Regions from separate parts of the Homo sapiens genome. Here region 1 is linked to region 2. The links are chromatin loops, found by intact Hi-C in ENCODE. Cell type or tissue: Caco-2. All regions are shown on one strand. Each heading gives the region's core, and the rest is flanking DNA. Links, peaks and the distances in the headings are about the cores only.

The links. A loop is a pair of places that touch in the nucleus more often than their neighbours do. Peaks named below come from ENCODE experiments on the same cell type or tissue, not always from the same donor. Only the 100,000 strongest peaks of a DNase experiment are listed, where the experiment ranks them.
Region 1: a loop joins it to region 2, with 4 times the contacts of the local background. A loop is called at or near these places in 6 of 110 quality-filtered maps.

Annotation. Positions count from the first base shown.
Region 1 is chr11:118,347,841-118,356,113 of GRCh38, forward strand. It overlaps CD3G (CD3 gamma subunit of T-cell receptor complex), which reads left to right. Exons shown (of 7, transcript NM_000073.3): 2 at 1,187-1,210; 3 at 1,903-2,130; 4 at 2,712-2,843; 5 at 3,788-3,831; 6 at 4,564-4,647; 7 at 5,279-7,321. The coding sequence ends at 4,629. Among named protein-coding and RNA genes, the nearest start is that of UBE4A, 7.6 kb to the right of the region's middle. RefSeq lists an enhancer at 1,657-2,856. In Caco-2, for the core only: CTCF peaks have their summits at 3,507, 5,376 and 5,575; no DNase peak of the experiment used is centred there.
Region 2 is chr11:118,260,929-118,269,267 of GRCh38, forward strand. MPZL2 (myelin protein zero like 2) reads right to left here and starts at 3,369. Exons shown (of 6, transcript NM_005797.4): 1 at 3,168-3,369; 2 at 2,003-2,169; 3 at 1,510-1,720. The coding sequence starts at 3,225. RefSeq lists an enhancer at 3,121-3,170. In Caco-2, for the core only: a CTCF peak has its summit at 3,583 (motif pointing right); a DNase peak (open chromatin) is centred at 3,463; H3K4me3 peaks cover 4,125 bases.

The DNA of each region.
Region 1 (8,273 bases), core at 1-8,000, 87 kb after region 2:
TAACTCCTGGGCTCAGGCAATCTGCCCACCTCAGCATCCCAAAGTGCTGGGATTACAGGTGTGAGCCACTGCTGCCAGTCAACTCTGAGTTATGAGACAGATTTGAGGACTAATTGAAAAGCTAACTTCCCTGGGACATCCAGGGTTTTTATAATAAAAGGATCACCAAGGCTGAATATTTTATAAGGAACTCAGCCTAAAGGTTTTGGATAGTGCACACCCACTCCTTGCCAGGGCATTAGCTGCTCAAGAAGCAGAGTGTTCTGGACTGGATAGGCAATATCCTTACTTACATATACTACAATACAATTCTGATGCTAACCCCCCAAATTAGTGTCAGACCCTACAGGTTAAGAGCATGGTTCCCAACCAGATTGCCCTCACTTTAAATGCCAGCTACAAGTTCAGGGTACCCCAGACCACTCACATTTCTGACAAACTGCCTGCAATCTTAAGGATTCCCATGACCCTCCTCATTGATAATTTGCTAGAATAACTCACAGAATTTAAGAAAGTGCTGTACTTCCTATTTCAGTTTTATTAAAAAATAAAATAAAATCAGAACCAGCTAAATGAAAAGGGCAAGGTCTAGGAGGGTCCCGAACACAGAGCCTCCGTGCCCTCTCCCCGTGGAATTAGAACACATCGCCCCCAGCACTCTCCCACACTCTGCCAGCACATTGATGGGTTCACCAACCAGGAAGCTCCACCAAGTTTTTATTGAGGTATCTTTACATAGGCATGATTGATTGAATCATTGGCCGCTTGACTGATCTCAATCTCTAGGATCCCTTCCTGGGGCTGATACCACTAGTTTCAAAGCTGCAATCCTCTTACCATATGGTTGGTCTTGACCAGCACCATCCTGAGTCATTGCCATGCATAAACTCAGGTATGGTCTAAGGATCCACCACAGATAACAAAGCCACTCCTGTCACTCATGAAATTCCAACGGTTAGAAACACCCTCCCAGGATACCAGGACAAAGATGAGACAAATTGTTTATTATCACCTTGAATTCAATTGAGTGATTTAGTCTACAATCCGGAAAACTAAGTATAGATACTACCATTTTCATGGATTTGGATCTTTCTTCATCTTGGCCTCAAATAACCATGGAAATACTTCAGGGCATCTGAACAACTCCATGCCCAGCTAATACTCTATCTCTCTTCTGTCTTTACAGGTACTTTGGCCCAGTCAATCAAAGGTAGGAGAAATGGCTTCTTTCTATACTCAGACTCAGAATATTGACGGAAATTTGGCTTCCTACAACAGTAGTCCTACAGGAGCGAACAGTTTAGAATGAATGAAATGACGGGGATAGAGAGGTGATGTCTCTATTGTCAACCAAATCAGTGACCTGACATAACCTGTTCCGGGCAGCTTGCCTGTAGCTAAGCATTTAACTGGTCTCTTACAGGAGAAGCAGGACCCTAGTAGCTAGGGACACATCTCAAACTGTGACCCATGAACCAGTAGGTATTGGCGTCACCTGGGATCCTGACGTTAGTCTCTGTCAATCCTTCTCTTTAGTTCATCTATTCTACCCAAAGTGATCTCATCATCTGGTATGCTGTTAGCAGTTTCTTACCTGTATAGTATCTTCCAAATAACATGCCCCAAAATCCCAAAGTTTTACCCCTACTAATTACAGCAATGTCTCTTTTATTCTTCACCCCCTGACGCAGATATTGGCGTCACCCGAGAGCATGTTAGTAATGCAGAATCTCCCCTCCCCAGAACTACTAAATAGCACCTGAAATTTTAACAAGATCCCCATGTGATTCATGTGCACATCAAAGTTTGAGAAACACTACTCTAATGATCTCCTGGTATGCAGAAGCAGGGAGAATTTCAGAGGCAAGATCCTTAATAGAACCACGGCTTTTCTCATTTCAGGAAACCACTTGGTTAAGGTGTATGACTATCAAGAAGATGGTTCGGTACTTCTGACTTGTGATGCAGAAGCCAAAAATATCACATGGTTTAAAGATGGGAAGATGATCGGCTTCCTAACTGAAGATAAAAAAAAATGGAATCTGGGAAGTAATGCCAAGGACCCTCGAGGGATGTATCAGTGTAAAGGATCACAGAACAAGTCAAAACCACTCCAAGTGTATTACAGAAGTATGTAATCCCCTTTGGTCTGTTTGTTGTGAAATTAATCAGTATTTGCTGTTCTGGTGAGCTTTTTATCTGGGGTGAAAGTGGAAATAGATCCTCAACAGTAATATTATCGCCTGTTCTCTTAATTTCAGCTTGCCTCTTTTAAAATACTGTAAGATACTTCCCTCACCCTATTGAAAAACTACAGCCAGTCCTGTAAAATTTTGTTTACCTTTGGGTGGGCTCCATGGATTCAAGCAATTCAGCACTGAGTTGAATGAAGGGGTTGGGGAGACAGAGGTGATCATAAGGTGAGCAGCAGTGAGAACTGGAGCGCAGTGGAGCATGAAGAGTATCTAGTCTTCCTTCTGTTCCAGATACTTCCTGGTAGTTAGACTACATGGGCTTCCCCAGGAATCCTGGGGGACTTAAGAGCATCAAGATGCATTGAGTTTTGGCGCAAGGATCTTCCCTTGCCCTGCCACCCACAGAGGAAAAGCCTGCTGCCCTCCACAGCGGCATTATTGCAGACAGGCAGGAGAAAACGAACCAGGAAAAACAACTTTCGCAACCTGAAGGTTTGTCTCTCCTTTTCCCTACAGTGTGTCAGAACTGCATTGAACTAAATGCAGCCACCATATCTGGCTTTCTCTTTGCTGAAATCGTCAGCATTTTCGTCCTTGCTGTTGGGGTCTACTTCATTGCTGGACAGGATGGAGTTCGCCAGTCGAGAGGTAAAAGAATGCTCTTAGATGAGAGATGGGACCACCTGAGACCCTCAGCTTTCCTCCTACCATTATGTACCCAATGGAAGAGACTGAGTTGGTGCTTCTTGCTAGTGTGCATAGTTGGGTGAGGCTGTATTTCTCTGAGACAGGAGAAAGGATACTTGGTGTTATCACAGCATGTTCACCTGTCTCAAGATACAGCTCCCTCTGTGAAAAAAAAAAAAAACAAAAACAGGCGCAGTGGCTCACGCCTGTAATCACAACACTTTGGGAGGCCGAGGCGGGCAGATCACGAGGTCAGGAGATCGAGACCATCCTGGCTAGCACGGTGAAACCCCGTCTTTACTAAAAATACAAAAAATTAGCCGGGCGTGGTGGCGGGTGCCTGTAGTCCCAGCTACTCTGGAGGCTGAGGCAGGAGAATGGCATGAACCCGGGAGGCGGAGCTTGCGTGAGCCGAGATCGTGCCACTGCACTCCAGCCTGGGCGACAGAGCAAGACTCCGTCTCAAAAAAAAAAAAAAAAAAAACTATTTTAAGTAAACCCTTACATACAGAAAAGTGAATCACAAGCATACAGCTCAAAAAAAAAATTCACAGAGCAAATACACCCATGCAGCCAGCACATAATTTAAGAAAGACAATATTACCAATGCCATTGAAGCCCCTCTTGTGGTCACTTCCAGCCACTACCCATCCTCAAGAGTGAGCATTGTCCTGACTTCTAACAACAAGGATTAACTTTGCTTGTTTTTGTCCTTTATGTAAATGGACTCATATACTAAGTATTCTTGTGAGTAGCTTCTTTCACTCAACAACATGTTTATGTGCTTTATCCATACTCTTGTGTATATATAAAACTCTTATTGTTATTTAGTATTCCATTTTGTGAATATAACCCAATTTATTATGCATTCTACCTTGTGTGGATTCTGTTTCTTTTTTGTGCAGCTTCAGACAAGCAGACTCTGTTGCCCAATGACCAGCTCTACCAGGTAAGGGGATGAAGAATAAAAGAGACATTGCTGTAATTAGTGGGGGTAAATCTTTGGGATTGAGGGGCATGTTATTTGGAAGATCCTATACAGGTAAGAAACTGCTAACAGCATACCAGATGATGAGATCAGTTTGGGTAGAATAAATGAACTAAAGAGAAGGATTGACAGAGACTGAGGTCAGGATCTAGTGAGCACAAGTTGAAGAACACACTGAGAGGGACACACGAAGAAACTCTCGACAGGCTGGGCACTCACTATAGACAGGCCATGGCTCATGCCTGTAATCCCAGCACTTTGGGAAGCCAAAACAGGTGAATCACCTGAGGTCAGGAATTCGAGACAAGCCTGGCCAACATGATGAAACTCTGTCTCTACTAAAAATACAAAAAAAATTAACCAGGCGTGGAGGCGCGCGCCTGTAGTCCCAGCTACTCAGGAGGCTGAGGCAGGAGGACCACTTGAACCCAGGAGGTCGAGGTTGCAGTGAGCTGCGATTGTGCCACTGCACTCCAGCCTGGGCAACAGAGAAAGACTCCGTCTCAAAAAAAAAAAAGAGAGAGAGAGAAAAAGAAAAAAGACAGAGCCTCCATCTCCTTGTCCTCTTTCCATCCTCAGGACCATGAAGTACCCACTCCAAATTCTCACATATAAAAAACATTCAATAAACATGCATCAAATTAATTAATAGAGGATGGAAAAAATGACTTATGACTGTGCTGTCCTTTCCAGCCCCTCAAGGATCGAGAAGATGACCAGTACAGCCACCTTCAAGGAAACCAGTTGAGGAGGAATTGAACTCAGGACTCAGAGTAGGTGGGTTCTTCAATGCCAATTCTAATAAAGGACCCTTGCATCAACTGCCCTCGCAATTGCTTCTAAGTCTAGCTCCCTTCCCTAAGCGGCTATAAGCATCAGACTCTGGGGATCAGGGATTGGGACGTGGTTTGGGGTACTCTTTTCTAAAAATTCTGGGGCCATACTGATTGTCTTGGCCTAGGTAAATATGAATTTTATGTATCTGTAAATCCTGTCAGAGCAGGGCCTCAAGCCATAGAGATGCTGAATATTAATCTTAACCTACATTTGAATTTCTCATTATCTACACTATTAACATTTTGGGCTAATTAATTATTTGTGATGAGGGGCTAGCCTGTGCATTGTAGGAGTTATGGAAGCATCCCTGGCCTCTCTCCACCAGATGCTGGTAGATTGTCCAGTGTGACAATCAAAAATGTGTCCAGACATTACCAAATGTGTCCAAACATCACCTCCAGGGCAAAATCACCCTTAGTTAAGAACCACTAACCCATATTAACCTTCCAATCAATAAATCAATCAGTCAGAAGTTATGATTTAATTAATCTATCTGAAGTTTCTATCAGGAAGACAGGGTTGAAAGCATTATTTGTTTTTTTTGAACAAATTGCAATTTTTCTTTTTTCAGTCCAGGTGTTCTCCTCCTATTCAGTTCCCAGAATCAAAGCAATGCATTTTGGAAAGCTCCTAGCAGAGAGACTTTCAGCCCTAAATCTAGACTCAAGGTTCCCAGAGATGACAAATGGAGAAGAAAGGCCATCAGAGCAAATTTGGGGGTTTCTCAAATAAAATAAAAATAAAAACAAATACTGTGTTTCAGAAGCGCCACCTATTGGGGAAAATTGTAAAAGAAAAATGAAAAGATCAAATAACCCCCTGGATTTGAATATAATTTTTTGTGTTGTAATTTTTATTTCGTTTTTGTATAGGTTATAATTCACATGGCTCAAATATTCAGTGAAAGCTCTCCCTCCACCGCCATCCCCTGCTACCCAGTGACCCTGTTGCCCTCTTCAGAGACAAATTAGTTTCTCTTTTTTTTTTTTTTTTTTTTTTTTTTGAGACAGTCTGGCTCTGTCACCCAGGCTGAAATGCAGTGGCACCATCTCGGCTCACTGCAACCTCTGCCTCCTGGGTTCAAGCGATTCTCCTGCCTCAGCCTCCCGGGCAGCTGGGATTACAGGCACACACTACCACACCTGGCTAATTTTTGTATTTTTAGTAGAGACAGGGTTTTGCTCTGTTGGCCAAGCTGGTCTCGAACTCCTGACCTCAAGTGATCCGCCCGCCTCAGCCTCCCAAAGTGCTGGGATTACAGGTGTGAGCCACCATGCCTGGTCTTAAAACCAGTTTCTTATATATCTCTCTGGAGGTATTCTAGGCATATATGAGCACATTCTCAAGTACATATTATCCTCCCTTCCCCTATCTTTTAGACAAATGATATCAAACTATACATCTTGTGAGATTATTGCATACCATTATATGAAGATACCATTATATCCTTTTTAATGCAACCATATTGTACAAATAGACTATGATTTATTTAACCTGTTATCTATCAGTGGATATTTAAGTTGGTAGTTGGTTCCAATCTTTTGCTCTTACAACAATTCTGCAATGACTAACATTGTATAAATATCATTTTTAAAAATAATTGCATTGAAGCATAATGTACATGCCATAAAATCCACCCATCTTAAGTGATTTCACCTGTTCTCAGAAATTTTTAGTAAATTTAACTAATTGTACAGCCATTACCATAATCCAGCTTTAGGACATTTTCTTTTTTTTCTTTTCTTTTCTTTTTTTTCTTTTTTTTTTTTTTTTGAAGTGGAATCTTGCTCTGTGGCCCAGGCTGGAGTGCAGTGGCGCGATCTCAGCTCACTGCAACCTCCACCTCCTGGGTTCAAGCGATTCTCTTGCCTTGGCCTCCCGAGTAGCTGAGACTACAGGCACATGCCACCACGCCCAGCTCATTTTTTGTGTATTTAGTATTTGTGTATCTAGTATTTGTGTACTTAGTAGAGACAGGGTTTCACCATGTTGGCCAGGCTGGTCTCCAATTCCTGACCTCAGGCGATCCACCCGCCTTGACCTCCCAAAGTGCTGGGATTACAGGTGTGAGCCACCGCGCCAGGCCCGTAACTGTATTTTAATATAGCCATTCTATGGATTTAATATGGTATTTTATTATGGCCTTAATTTGCATTTCCCTAGATACTAACCATGCTGAGTGTCCTGTCTTGTGTTTATTAACCATTCATATATTTTTAGTGAAATGTGTATCAAATCTTTTGCCCATTTTTAAGTTGACTTATTTGTTTGTCTTCTTACTATTGGGTTGCATATGTTTTTGATATAAGTCCTTTATCAGATATATGATTTGGAAATATTTTCTACCAATCTGTGGTTTGTTTTTCTTAATGGTGTCTTTTGAAGTGCAAAAGGTTTGAATTTTGAAGTACATTTTATTGATTTTTTCTTCTATATATTGTGCTTTTGGTATCATGTCTAATAAATCTTTACCAAACCCACAGTTACAAAGATTTTCTCCTGTCTTCTTTTTATACTTTTTACAGCTTTATGGTTTTAGCTCTAACAATAAATGTGATTTTGAACATACATAAGACTATTTGTAACAAACACAAATAAATTGAATTGTTGGGCACTTGTATTTGCATTTGTAATTTTATTAACTATTGCCAAATAGCAGTTGTAAACACGTACACACACACAAGTGTATATACACATATACATATATATACATATACATGTATGCATATATGCATATATACATATATGCATATATACACATATATACATATATACACATATACATATATGCATATATACACATATATACACATATACATATATGCATATATACACATATATACATATATACACATATACATATATGTATATATACACATATACGTATATGTGTATATATACACATATACGTATATGTATATATACATATATGTATATGTATATATACACATATACACATGTATATATACACATATACACATGTATATATACACATATGTATATATACACATATACACATATGTATATATACACATATACACATATATACACATATGTATATATACACATATACATATATGTATATATACACATATGTATATATACACATATACATATATGTATATATACACATATACATATATGTATATATACACATATACATATATGTATATATACACATATACACATATACACATACATATATGTGTATCTACACATATACACATATACACATATACGTATACGTGTATATACGTAGATACACATATACATATATACACACGTGTGTATATACGTATATACACAAGTGTGTATATACGTATACACACATATATGTGTGTGTATACGCATACACACATATATGTGTGTGTATACGCATACACACATATACGTATATATGACAGGGTCTTGCTCTGTTGCTAAGGCTGGAGTGCAGTGGCACAACATTGGCTCACTGCAGCCTCGACTGCCCAGGCTCAAGCAATCCTCCCACCTCAGCCTCCTGAGTAGCTGAGATTTCAGGCGTGTGCCACAATATCCAGCTAATTGCTTAATTTTTTTTATAG
Region 2 (8,339 bases), core at 74-8,073:
GAATGTCTAGCCCAGGATTCCCAGCCTTGACTCCATGAAGGAGGATGGGGAAGAGGATGGAAGGTAGTCTGCAAGCCCACAGAATCCAAGTCTCATTTTGTATGTCTCCACTGTTTTATGGGAAGCAGGGCCATGGCTTTTATTTGATTCTCAAAGAATAATTATCCACATATATTTAAGAACCACTGATTTTTTGTGTGTTTAACCTCTTCATTGTGCAGATGAAGAAACTGAGGTCCAAAACCATTACATTATTTCTTTCAATACTCAAATGACTTCTGCAAGGTCACACAGCCCTCTATTGGTGGGGCATTGAGAAATGGTTTTAAACTGTACTATGAATGAAAGGAAATCGTACCACTGCACAGGCTTATATGTTTGGAGTAGTGTTGGTTAAGAGCACACACCAGAGAGCACTAGGTTGAAATACTTAGCTGTGTGATTTGAAGTAATTAACTTCTTTGAGCCTCAGTTTCCTCATGTATAAACAGAGATAATGATATTCATTTCTTGAGTTCTTAATAAAAAATAAAATAATTCATGTAAGTTGTTCCTTGCTGTGCCTGTACAAAATAAACACTCAATGTATGGTAGCTGTTAAGTACAATTCAGAGGTTGGGACATATTCACATTTATTATCTCATTTTATCCTCACTGTGATCCTTACTGTGTTATTCTCACTTTACAGATGAGGAAAATAAGACTTATTGATAGCTGGTAAATGGTAGCAATGACTCAAACCCAGATCTACAATTCATAAGTTTCGTGTACTTTGCTCTTTGTTGCTTGGCATGGTTTTCCAGATTGTCCTTTATAGGGATGCAGACAATACAATGCACCAATTTAGAGCACAGTTTTAGATTCAAAGTTGATTGGGTTTGAGTCCTAAGTTACTCCATTTATCAGCTACGTGACTCAGGGCAAATGACTTAACCTCTGTGAGCCTCGTTTCCTCATTGGCAAGATGGGAGGCATTAAATGCACAATAAACTGATGAGATATGTAAAGATTAAATAAAATGTGTCATGTAAAGCCCCTGACATTTGGGAAGTACTCAGTAAGTGTTAGCTCCCATCATTAGTACCTGCCTCCTAGAGTGGTGTGGGGATTCAATGAGATAGTGTATGTCATGCACTTTTGACGGTGCCTAGCATTAGAGTAGGTACTCAATAAGTATCTCGAATAAATGAGTGAGTGAACAGACCTGTTGTAAGCCTTTCATCAAAGAATTGCTCCCTCTCCCTTTCACAATCTCAATGCCATTTTTGTAACGGATTCTCTGAGTTCCTTTGCTTTACTTTCTGTTTCTTTCCACAGCCAAACAAAGCCTTTCTCTTTTTACCCCAGAACTCTTCGGTCTCCCTCTGAGGCTCCCAGTTCTGAAGGGCTAGTCCCTCTCTCTATCCATCACAAAAGATTGTCCCTCTCTCTCAGCCTTAACAAAGATTGCCCCTTTCTTTTCTACAAGCTCTCATCCTTTCCAAAACCACTGTTCCCTGCATAACCTACCAGTGTGCACGACGCTGAGCCGGATCTCCCCTATCACCCCATCAACATCAGGTGGGTTCTTCACCTGGCAGGTGTATGTCCCATTGTCGTCGAACTGCAGTTTCCAGAGAAGGATGGAGGCATCGTACCGCTCAGGATTCCCATCCCAAGACACCCGGTCCTTAAACCGCCCACTCATGGGTTGGAAGGGATCTATGTGGTAGTAGAATACCTAGAGAGGGGAAATGGCAAAAGGTCTTCTTACTCAGCACCCAGGCAAGGAGGCCAAGATGGTGGGAGCGGAAGTGAAACACCAGCAAACCCAACTGTCCTGTCTGCAGCTCTGTCACTTGCTTTCCCCTTCAACGGCCTCTCAGTCTCTGTCCCAAGAATTGTTTCCGAGCTTAACCTTGTGCTTGCTGCTAAGAAAAATACTGGAAGGGAAAGGAGAAATGGACTGGCTTATTATTTCCCTAAACAAGAGTACCCTGGAAAATGATGATAATCTACTTACAAACTGCTCAGGTCCCCCGTCTAGAGGACGAAAATTCCAGGTCACTGTTAGAGCATCACCCACAGGGGCAAAGCTGGAGAAAGTGCATTTTAACCGAGCATCTGTCCCATTAACAGCCTCCAGCACCCGGGAGGTATAAATTTCCACAGCTGCTATAGGCCAAAGAGCTGCAATGAAAAAGAAGAAAAAGAAGGGTTAACAGGGGATGTAGTATTGTGAGAACTTCTGCTGACACTTCCAAAATAAATATCTGAGTAGGACTTAAAGTAAAGTGAAACTGAGATGCCCCATCTCCCAAACTTACTTCACCCAGAATCTACATACTCCTACCTGTATGCAGCCTGGACCCTCCCATTCCATGTGACAACTAAACTACCACACAGCAAGCCTTCGCAGTGCTTTTACTTTCTCCACAGCATTAAAGCCTCGCCTCGTGGTACTGACTTCAAAACTGTTATAACAAACTACAAACATCCGCAAATAGAATTGAAAGCATAAACAAAAAATTAAAATGAATCATAACATTGATTAGACATTACATTATGTATTAAGGTTAAGCATTATGTGTTGTATGTAAAGTGGTCTCCTAGCAGGTAAGTTTTCCAGATGGGTCCTTAGGTGGATTTCATACTGTTACTAGTCTATTGCAGAAACTGAATTAATCAACTCCAGACAGCTTATGTTTGCCTGCACCCCTAGAACCTTTGTACCACGTGGCATTTTTTTAAACTTGATATTTACATTTAGAATGTGTGTGTTGGGGCACTTTCAAAATCACAGTAGGTCTCTCTCTAACAATCTCCACTTTCCTGGTGTTGCTGAGAGTCACAGACAAGACCCACACACAGAAATCCAAATGCCAAGTCCTGCCAGCAGTGGGAGGTTGAGAACAGCCACACACAAAAAAATGGCATGTAACCTGAGATTAGAAAGCCCTCTCTGTGCCTGAATCACTGGCAGCTGAACACACCTAAACCTGTTTGTCCGAGAGCAGTTCTCCAAAAACAGTCCACCAACTTTGGTTTCAGTAAAACCCAAAGTAAAACAAACTGTATCTGTGGCTCAGGCTCCCAAACAAAAGTCTTGCAACTTCTAAGACAATTAGCTAACTTTATAGAGTGAGCAGTGAAGGAGGAAACTCTGAGAGAAGCCCGCCGGCTCTTACCTGTGAGCTGTATGCCAAGGAGAAGAAGCACCGCACGAGTAGAGCTCTTGCCATACATGAGGGAAACCCAGCCTTGGCCCCAGAGACCGGACGGGGCAGACCGAGGGCTCCAACACCCTGCCAAGGCCACTCCGGGAGGAGCAAGCACCGCGTTTTCCCAGAGAGAGGAGTTTGAGTTGAGTTCCTCACCTGTGCCTGTGACTCAGCCCGCTCTGCCTGTGCACTTTTCTGAAATGAAAGGTGGGGCCTCAGCTCCCAATGCCCTCCTTCCTTTCCTCTCTCCCGCCCTCTACACGAACGAGCATGAGCACGTCTGCACAAAGGTCCCAAACTCCCGCAGTCCTCTCTTTACTTTCAGTTAATCTGACTGGGCTCTGGCCTCTAGATGGCCTCGGAAACAGCCAGAGGAGGTGGTGCCAGTCTGAAATGTCCCAGACTGTTATGGGTTTGGCCCCCACACGCCCTTTTAAAACAGGCTTTAGGCTTGCCTGGGAAGTGAATGTTGAAACTGTCCTGCAGTGATTCCACTTCTCAAAGCACCACCCCAGGGCCACATTCACTTGGGACTGGATTCGATACAATTTCAAAACGGGAGTCGGAATTCCTTAGGACCCTCTGTGGACAAAAAGCTGATACCCCTGTTACCACAAGGATTCCTGCACTTCTTCTAGTTTGTAGCTTTCCAGGAGACCTGGCAGAAACAACAAATCAAATCTCCATGCTTAACAATCCTTTACCTTTGAAGACTTTAAAAACAAATGAGGACACCATCCCTGCTCATTCACCCTGCCATCCGAGTGCAATCTACAAAGTGCTCTCCTGCTGATTGTTTCATCTCCATTAACGCCCTTGTGAAGCATTCCCATTCTACCAGTGAGGACGCTAAGAACCCGAGGAAGGTAAATGATTTGCCCAAGGTTGCACAGCTACCATGTGGCAAAACCAGAACTTTTCTTAAAAATCTAGCGTTCTTTCCACCAAATAACAGCTAATATGAACAATCAGACATGGGGCTCTCAAGGAAAAGGTTTTCATGATAACTTTGTTGTGCCTCGGATTTCATCTGTCATTTTTTGAATAGCTAAATGACTGAGAAGTCTAAAGAGCTGAGGAATCTAAACGAGAAAAGATGCCTCCTTGTCTGGAAAGAGGGTGGGTCATCTTTACAGATTAATGAAGCGGCACAGAAACATCGGTAGGAGGGGGATGAAGATTACACATGCAGTTAAGAAGTAGGCTGGGCTGGGAATCTAACCCTGAAAAAAGACAGATTGCGTTTATCCCTGGATTAGCAGTCTAGAAACTCTTCAGTCACTCATAAAATCTTCTAGCTGAATCCAGAGCAGAAAGGGTGGCAGGAACAAGAGAAGGCGGCAGGCTGAGTAGAAAAAAATAAAACATCATAAAGAGGGAAGAAAAGAGAAAATTCTACCAAAAGAGAGGAGAATGCAGAAGTGCAGAAAACAGAAAGCAACAGGAGAAAGATGACATGGGCATGGAGCAAAAACAGGTAGACAACCACAAAAATCCATTGTGTTGGAACTCAGAAAGCAGAGGTGGCCCCAAATGCAGACCAGCTGTGTGCTAGTGAAAATCTGTTGCATGGTGAGAGTTTCTGAAAACTGTGTGGCGTCTTTGTCAGATTCTAGTTCAGAAAGGGACCTAAAATCAGTCTGCTGGGGGAACCTTTCAGATGTTGGTGAGGAAGGATAAGATACAGCCTTTCTGGTATGTAGGTCAGAAGAGTTCAGCTCCAGGACCCTGAAAGAAAAAGAGTTAAGGAAACTTGATCTTGGTTGGCTTCCAACTTTGCAGGGAAATACAGCTACAGAGGAAGGAGAGGTAGAGCCAGGATTTTGAAGTCTACAGCAAATTGCAAAAACTGGTGAGAGGTAGAGTTACCAAAGAGCTCAGGGATGCAGTGAAAAGCAACAGGAGAAGAATCAGGGCAGGAAGAACTGAACAAACTGCCTGTTGTCAGGAGCAGAAATCCCTCCCCCAGGTAGCCAAACACCCATGAGCTGGTTGCCAGCCTTGCTCTGAGGGGCAGGAGTTATCCAGATCCCACTTCTCAGCTGAGTTCAAGTTCCTGGCTTAGTGCCTGGCAACGCCCAGTTCCTTCCAGTTAGCAGGAGTGGCTCCACAGTCAACCACTTCACCTCACTGGGCAAGGAAGAGGCCAAGGGTAGAAGGTTAAGAAGAGAAAATGCTAAATAAAAAGGATGTTTGCCCCTCACAGTTTTCTGGACACCAGTCAGCAGGACTTAGACCAAAACTGCAGGCATCTACATAAGGCCTAAGTTATGTTTGTGCCCAGGCAAATGGAAGGAAAGGAAGAGGAGTTCTGGAAATTGAAAAGAAGAAAAGTAAAGTTTTCAGAGACACCATTTTCTTTCTAAACTTTTCCAGAGAAAGATCCTGATTGTCATTTAAAATTGTGACATACCAATAGTTTTTGAAAGAATCTCATCTGTCCCATCCATCTACACATTTCCCAAAAAATGATTTCTAGTGAGTATCTAGACCTTAGCCAGCAGGAGACTCACTGGGGGCTCAGGAGACAGAAGGGACAGTGGGCCTGTATCAATATTTGTAAAAGTTGTCTTTCTCAACCTCCTAGGCAAAAATCTTTTTTTCACCTAAGGTGAAATTAGCATTCTGTGAAGCAAGGAAAACAAATAATTTAGCTCTTAGGGTCATCAAATAAAGCATTCGTTTACTCAAAAGTGTCTGTTCATATGTTTTTACTAGAAAAAATTCAGACATACATAGAATATTTCTACCTGGGAGGAAATAATATAAGATAGGAAGGTGAAGTAAACAAATAATTATCACTTTCTTGATTTTTAAATTCAATCCTTAAAGGATGAATAGGAATTCTGGAAAGAGGATAAACAAAGTCCTTCCCATTGGAACAAATGGGTGGGAATGTGGTACCCACAGGGACTAGCATGCAATTCCTCAAACCTGGAGCACAGGGAGGAGTGGCAGGCCAGGTGAGAGGCTAGGTCCACCTGGGCAGTGCCCTCATCCACCATCCTAAGGAGTGTGGACTTGATCCTAACAAATATACCCATTGGGGATGGCTAATATGTGACCCAAGAAGAGCATCCCTAGAAGTAGAATTACTTTGGTATTTCCCAGAACCATTAAAAACAAGAAGGAAAGTCTTGGGACACCAACGACCACTTACTCTCCTGGCTTTCGTTTGGGCTCCTGGCTTATGAGCCAGAATGAAAGTGTAGACCTAACATCTGTTTTCCAAAGACTCAGGGACTCCCAGCCTTCCCCAACCAACAACTCCAATCTCTAGCATCCTTTGTCAAAACTTCCCCGGGTTAAGGGAGCTTTTCAAAGATGAGAGAGGGAGGCTAGGCTGTCAAGAGTCCTAGATGAGAGGTGGGCTCTTAGCCCAAAGGAATAGTTGTGTTCCCTGTGGCCCTCCTTCTTGCCTGAAGTTTCCTAGAGATATTCCAAAACAGGTCTGGGCCTGAAACTGAGCCTCTATGAGTTTAGAAAAATCGTGGGAGGGAACGCTTTCCTGCCCCACCTCATTACAGCTGATATGCACCTCTCCAATAAGCCTCAGGCTCCTCTGGTAATTATAGAGGACAGGCACCATGCCCTTATTAACCAGCCCAAAGAAGAGACTCTGAAGTGGTTTAACGCTTCACTTATTCTCAAGGGAAGCTACATAGATTGTGCAGGGCTAGAGAGATGGGGCATTTTTGAAGATAACTTTAAGGAACCTCTCGGGAGGATAAAGGGATCTTGATAAATGAATTTATCTACCTCCCTGTTAACCATACACACCACATTTAAATGGTGGTAAGAATTTACATTATACTGTGTTTATTGATGAACACTGCATCTTTTATTATTGTTCCAGTTATCTCTTGTTAAAATTGGTTACCATGACCAATTTTTTATTCTTAGGGAGTTAATTAATTTCCTGAGAAAAGAAATAGCCACTTTTTTTTTTTTTTTTTTTTTTTTTGCTACTATATTCTAGGAGGCATGAGGTATAGGAGCTAGAGTTCAACCTGCCTAGATCCAGATCCAAGCTCAGCTGCTTACTAGCTATGTGACCTTGGGCAGTTATTTAACTCTCCGTGCTTCAGTTATCTCACATGTAAAATGGGAACAGTAACATTTACCCCATAGTCTGGATGTAAGAATCAAGTGACGTACATTAACTAAAGCTCTATGCTCAGCACCCACACAAAACATTCAGTAAATTTTAGTTGTTTGTGGCTATACTTAGTTAAGATGTTTGGGAAAAGGGCTGGCAGTTTCTTATGAAGCTAAACACTCAGCCACCCTGGCAATTCCACTCCAAGATGAATGAAATTATATATACAGAAAGATATTTGTAGGAGAATAATCATGGAAGCTTTATTCATAATAGCCCAAAACTGGAACAGCCCAGGGATCCATCAACAGAAAAATGGATCCTCTGTAGAATATTCATATCGTGAATCCTACTCAGCAATTAAAAGGAACAAATCACTGATACATATCACCACGATGAACCTCAAAAGTAAGTTGAACAAATTAGCCAGACACAAACAGTATAAACTCTTTGATTCCATTTATATGAAGTTCTAGAACAGGCAAAACTACCTTGTCATGAAAAAAGTATAAAAGTAGTGTTTGCCCCTGGGGGAATGGGGGCAGGGATTGACTGGAGGGGCATGAGAGAACTTTCTAGAGTGATATTAATGTTCTTCATCTTGACAAGGGTTTGAGTTACCGCTTGCCAAAACCCTTTGAATGGTGTACTTTTAAGACTTGTACATTTAATTGAATGTAAGTTTTACTTCAGTAATTTTTTTAAAAGAATTGTAAACAAATTCTAAACTCTCATTAATGCTGAAGTATTTACGGGGAAGCATCCTGATGTCTGCAATTTAATTTAAAAATGCATCAAAAATAAGATGCATTAATAAATGGATGGATGGAAGGAAGGAAGAATGGGTGGGTGGGTGGATGGATGGATGGATGGATGGATAGATATGTGATCAAGTATAGTAAAATGTCAATTGAAGAACCTAGGTGGGATACACAGGTATTTACTGTATAATTCTTTAAACTTTTCTACATGTTAGAAATTTTTCATAATGAAATGTTAAGGGGAAATTTGCTCCCACATTCACCAAGTTTCTTCAGCAT